2 separate regions of the Mus musculus genome follow, and region 1 is linked to region 2. Evidence: chromatin loops called from intact Hi-C (ENCODE). Cell type or tissue: heart. All regions are shown on one strand. Each heading gives the region's core, and the rest is flanking DNA. Links, peaks and the distances in the headings are about the cores only.

Region 1 (2,907 bases), core at 149-2,648, 78 kb before region 2:
ACCAAAGAATGCAGACAAACCCAGTCTGGAATGGATGAGGGTAGGGCTACAGTAGGGGTTTGCTGAAGGTATGCCCTCATTGCCCCCTCTCTAAATTACTGTCTTGAGCTTTGTAGCTTTACCTTCTGGAGACATTCTAGCACCTTGGTCATATATTCCTGTTGGCATGGGTAGGGCTGGAAAGGAAAATCCACTGTCACACCATTCAGGACTACCCTGGGCATATCAGCCTATACTGAGGAAGACACGGTGGTAGGCCAAGATGCAGGCTGTCTGGGTCTGTGAGACAAACCCCTCTGATCATCTCAGTGTTTCAGCCACTCCAGGTAAGTGTTGGCAGCATGTGGCATCAGGTTTCCCTCTGTAAGAATTCCCTACAACACAGATAAGAAGAAATCAGCCTTTGTAGCCACAGACCATTACACCAATCATTTTAGGAAGCTGTCCTTGTAGGGTCAGAAAATCTGTTATTTCCCTATCAAAAGGTGCTTAGAGCCTATCATGGTGGCACACGCCTTTAATCTCAGCTCTCAGGAGGCAGAGGCAGGGGTATCTCTTAAGTTCGAAGCCAGCATGTCCAGGGAGTTCCAGGACAGCCAGGGCTATGTAGACCCTGTCTCAAAAAATAAAAAGGAGCTTAGAGATCTAAAGATGATCCCCTGGCTCACCCAATTCCATCCTAGACTGAAAAGCAAAGCAAAGCAAAAACCCAATGTAGTTATCAAAACAAGCACATTTTCAGCACTCTACCTGCAACTCTTCAAAAAGTCTGTGACTAAGAACCTAGGAGCATCCCCTTGTGGCCTGGACCTGAACACAAAAGCGTGGAATGTCTCCAACCTTTGATGCTCTTAAGATTGGGGTCATGCATCATTCGGTCCAGGTGTGCACCCGAATGCAAATAAAGTAGTAAAACAGGCAGGGCGTGGTGCTCCAGCCTTAGTTCCCAGCACTCAGGAGGAAAAAACAGATGGATCTCTGAGTTCGAGACCAGCATGGTCTGCAGAGCGAGTTCCAGGACAGCCAGGAATACACAGTGACATCCTGACACGCAAAACCAAAACCAACCAAACAAAGGTAGCAAAACAGAATCATGATCTGTTCAGCCCTCCGCAAGTCACTAAACTTCTCCAGACCTCCAAGTCTACTGACAGGCGAAAATCTATCCGCCGTCTTGGAACTAGCCCAGGGAGGCGCCTCTAGCTAGACACTGGCAGCAAGAGCCCGGGACCCAGAATGCACCGCGGCACTTCAGAACTAGCGAGTGCGTGATCTATGACCTCTATCCACTCAGATAAAACTGTCAAGCGACTCCCAGCTCACTTGTCTCGGTAGGGCTGCCTTTCAAAGTCCGGTATCAAACAACTGTAAAGACACGGATCCCGCGTGCTCCGCAGTCCGCTGATTGGAACTTCGCGGGCAGATCCGTGTAGCCACGCCTAAATGCTACACTTCCGTTTCCTCCCTTCCGGTCCGCTACTTTGCACCCGGGCGGAAACCGGGTTCCGCGACTTCTGAGTCAGCAGGTTCCCTCGCCTCTGGACGCCAGGGGGCTGGGGGCTGGGGGGTGGGGCTTCGTGCAGTGGACCTGGCCTCATCTCTGTATTCTATCCAAAGCACTTAATATCGTCTAGAGTCTCGCTTGTCTCCCACTCTTTTTGCTTGTTTGTTTCGAAACAGGTTTTCTCTCTGTAGCCTTGATTGCCCTAGAGCTCACTCTGTAGACCAGGTTGACCTGCCTCTTCCAAGTGCTGGGATGAAAGGCGTGCACGCCCGGACACTCATCCCCACTTTTGCATTATAAGCTCCATCTTCTGGAATCTACTAGTTCATTTGGCCAGGCCACTTACATTGTCCGCACAACTAAACAAATCTAAAGCTTTCTTGTGGTTACTGACCTCAAGTCACAAAAGGCATCTTTTCACAGCTGGAGTATATAAAATCCAAATGGCTGCATCTTACCTAGACCCCCACCCCACATTAAGAGTTCTCACTGCCTCCTCTCTCACCCAGGGTCCAGCTTATTTTCCAATCAGTGTCTGCTAGCTGTCAGGTGAGTTCCTCTAAATCTCTAGCACCTAGCACTAGCTGACAGTCAACAAGGAGCTCCAGGGAAGAGAGAGCTGCAAAGTCCTTCAGGGCGGTGCTGACATCAGAGGTGTTTGTTTATTTCAGGCAATCCCAATAGGTATTAGAAAGAAATTGACATTTCAGTGGCTGGCTCTCCACTACTAATAGATACTTGTTTCAGAGCTTCTCTTTAATACCCAGGTAGTTTCCCACAGAAATGCCCATACTTGTGCATGTGAGATCATACTTACAGAACACCCTGACAAACCTATAGATTTCCTTCAGACCCTCATCTCTTATTGGGAATTTGAAGATGAAGGAGGCCACACACACTGGGATGGCACCAATTCCAGGCAAAACTTTCTGGGCTACTAGTGAAGCTGAGACATGAGCTGATTCATCTGCTGCTTGGGTTCACATCAAGACAAGTCTAGTTCACAGCACATAGGTAGTTGCTTTGAGGCAGCATGCCCAGCTTATAATGAAACTATCCTGGAAGGAATGAATATATTCTAAGAGATGCATATGATCTTCCTTTTGACTATCAGGCCATTTAAACAATGGACCCCCCAGAAATTGGAATTCCCCAGGAAAGGAAGGAAAAGAGTGAGGGGTACCAGACAGAGAAGGGACTCTTCTTAGGGAAGAAGATTTTATGCAGTTATGACAACTTGTCAGACCACTGTGGCAAAGAGACTGAAGCTAGAGATGATGGTTAGGACCCAAGGCTGCATAGTAATGTACACATCATCCAAATAAACCTAAGGATCAGAGCTGTAAGGATCATTTGGGAGATAATTGGACTTCACTGTTCCTCTGCCCAGTGTTGCCATATTG
Region 2 (2,907 bases), core at 106-2,605:
AAATTCCAAAGAACTGCTATTCCATTCTGCTAGCTCATCTCATGCAGACCAAAAGCCCAGTTTTTAAATTTCCATATCAATTCACTTATTTATTCCAGGTGCTCTTTTGATTATCCTATTAATCAGCGTCCTGTGACCCCAACCTTTTGATTCAGAGACAGCAAACATACATTTTCTCTTAACATTGCAAAAGAATTCAGAGATCTGTCTGCCTTAGTTAAGCCTAGATGACATGCTAGTTTGTTGGGACCCTGCCCTGAAATTATTTCCACCATGCACCGTTTCCATCACGCCTGAGTCTAACCTTGCTCTGTCCTAGGCTGACCTTAAACTCAGGAACCTGCATGCCTTATGCTTTTGTATCTTTGCGACAAGTTGGCTCATTGTGTACCTGTCTCTGTTCCTTTAAATTCATGAAACCCCTCATAATTCATATCGCATCCTTATATTTTTGGATAGTTAAGAAATTATATATTTTCAAATTCCCGTATTTAGAGCTCTTTCCCATAGCCTCAAGGGCTGTCCTGAGGGTTCCAGTGTTTACCATTTTGCAGAGACATAGCCACATCCTCGACTCCTGGACTCTGCTGTTTCTAATTCTCCTGGAGTCATTAATGTTAACAGAGAGGACATTCCTCGAAGGAATGTGAAATATGTACATTATTATACAAACTTGCCTTATGCCCACAGCAGCCATTTGACACTCCTGGAGGCTCACACCAGGACCCTATTCCAAGGGTAGGAACCATGTCACTCTGTCCCCACGGGGGCCATGCCAGGCACAGCATTGACTAAAATTATTAGCGCTTCAAGGAAGAAGTCTAGTGCCTTTTAGGAACAGGTCCTGCCCCAGCATAGAGTTCTCTGTTCCTTGCCTGTCTGGCCCTGCTCCCAAGGACCCTAGCCTTTGGCTATAGCACCCAGAGTAAATTTCCCAAGGCTCTATAGGCAAAGGCTCTCCCACTCCCAAATAGGGGCTTTTTTTTTTTTTTTTTTAATCCTAAAGCCATCTACCCTGGGGCTCATCTTACGGTTCCCACACAAGAGAGTACAGACGTCTAAGTATGAGTAGGGGGAGGGACCGGGAAAGGGCCAGGTTAAATCCTGCTGTGTTGACCTCAAGGGGACTGTGGAGGTGGGGAGTGGGGGAAATCTTCCTAGGGCCAGGGAGCTCCGCCAGGTCTGGGAGGGAGGCTATCACTTGAGGGCGGGGCAGGGGCGGGGCAGGGGGGGCAGTGAGGTAATTTCCGTGCTCTGTCGTCAGAGTTCTGAGTCGCCCCAGGGGCAGAAACGAAACTGATCGCTACTCTTAAGTCGATGCTGGTGCACTGGGTGAGTATGGGGTGGTGGCTGGGGACTGGAGGGGCCACCTAGAGAGGTGTGAAGACCACCCCTTTGCCTGCAAATGGGCAAGATCAGTGGCCTCAGACAGACCCTAGCATCGGACAACTCCATGGACCCCTCTTCCTGCTTCTCCAGCTGCCGGGTATGGGGTTCTAGCTCTGACGACTTAGAAAACTCCACAGAGGAGTGCAGGGAGGGACTGCAGGCTTTGCCTGTTGCTCATTCTTTCCATTTAAAACATAATCTTTGTACCTCAACGATTGCCTTGAAAGTTTAGAGGGCTAGGGTATAGGTCAGTAATAGATTATTTGCTTGGCATGTATGAGTGAGAGAGAGAGAGAGAGAGAGAGAGAGAGAGAGAGAGAGAGAGAGAGAGAGATATGACCTGACTAGGTGTTTCAGGGAGCTAGCTGTTCTCTCGCCCATCCTTGCTGGGTGGTGGTACTAACTAAGACTCTGGGCTCTGGGCATTGCCTCTCCTTCTGGCATCTCTATGGGAGCTCTGAGGAGGGCTATCCAACCTGGGTAGAGCGGAATTTCTACAAGGCTGTGTCCTCCCCTTCAGAGGCTCCTGTTGCCAAGTCCAGGTGGGCTATAGTAGTCCCAGCAGTCAACTAGCAGGTCTCAAGAAAGGGGGTACTCTCTTCAGACGGCCAGGAGCCCCAGAGTTACCAGATGGAGGATTCTGAGGCCTCCCAACTCTTTTTTTTTTCCAGCAGCCACTTGGGCAGGACTTGGAGAGGCCTTTCAGGAGGAAAGGTTGAGTTAGAGTTCCCCCAACAAGCCAAGACTGGGCAGAAGTCTCTGTCCTACACCCGACAGAGGTGTAGGTCCTTCTTGACCTTGGGCTGACTTGCTTCTCTTGTCCTATCACCTCTCCAGGGCTGACGGTTTCAGTACAGCAGCTGCCCAGAAGCCTGGCTCACAATCCTGAAGGACCTGGCCTTTGTCCGAGATGGCATCCGTGGGTTGCAGTCTGAGGTCGGCCAGCACATCCGCCACCAACGGGCCATCCTTAGCCGGACTCTGTGCTAAGGTAGACCTTTACCTGGGCTGCTCCCGCTGCACCCAGTGCCTCAATGAGAGTACCTACATTCTGCGTGAGGTAGAGCACACCTGCCCCAGGGAGATCTTGCTGGCCCGCTTCAAGCAAGCAGCAGAGAGCAAGATCTGGCGTAAGGTGGGCCGCAGGCCTAGCTTCCCAACGCCTATGCGCTATCAAGTCTGTCACTACTATAGGCCAGGGTTGGGCTGTAGGCGTCACTGGAATAGATGCACCTTTGCCCGAAGCCCTGAGGAGGCACTGGTCTGGACATTTGAGCTCAAGAACAACCTTCCCCGATTGAAACTGAAAGAGGCTGTGCAGGGCACCAGAGCCCCAGATAGGCTGCAGACCCCAGCTGACACCATCCGAGCAGAGTTTGGTGGCCACTTCCAACTACTCTGTGCCATCTGCTTCACGTGCTGTCCCCCGTGCCTCTGCCCCGTGGATCCCAGGGGCCATTGCCCTAAGCACCAAATCTGCCCCACACTTCTCATCCATGTTATAGTTGAGGGCCTAAA

What was found. Hi-C counts contacts between places; a loop is a spot of excess contacts. Peaks named below come from ENCODE experiments on the same cell type or tissue, not always from the same donor. Only the 100,000 strongest peaks of a DNase experiment are listed, where the experiment ranks them.
Region 1: a loop joins it to region 2, with 2.1 times the contacts of the local background. A loop is called at or near these places in 1 of 42 quality-filtered maps.

What each region holds. Positions count from the first base shown.
Region 1 is chr2:181,318,273-181,321,179 of GRCm38, reverse strand. Rtel1 (regulator of telomere elongation helicase 1) reads right to left here and starts at 1,456. Exons shown (of 34, transcript NM_001001882.3): 1 at 1,324-1,456; 2 at 123-374. The coding sequence starts at 224. In heart, for the core only: a CTCF peak has its summit at 1,533; a DNase peak (open chromatin) is centred at 1,379; H3K4me3 peaks cover 1,712 bases; H3K27ac peaks cover 1,288 bases.
Region 2 is chr2:181,240,391-181,243,297 of GRCm38, reverse strand. It overlaps Helz2 (helicase with zinc finger 2, transcriptional coactivator), which reads left to right and starts at 1,271. Exons shown (of 19, transcript NM_183162.2): 1 at 1,271-1,332; 2 at 2,227-2,907. The coding sequence starts at 2,300. In heart, for the core only: no CTCF peak of the experiment used is centred there; a DNase peak (open chromatin) is centred at 1,287; H3K4me3 peaks cover 1,228 bases; H3K27ac peaks cover 846 bases.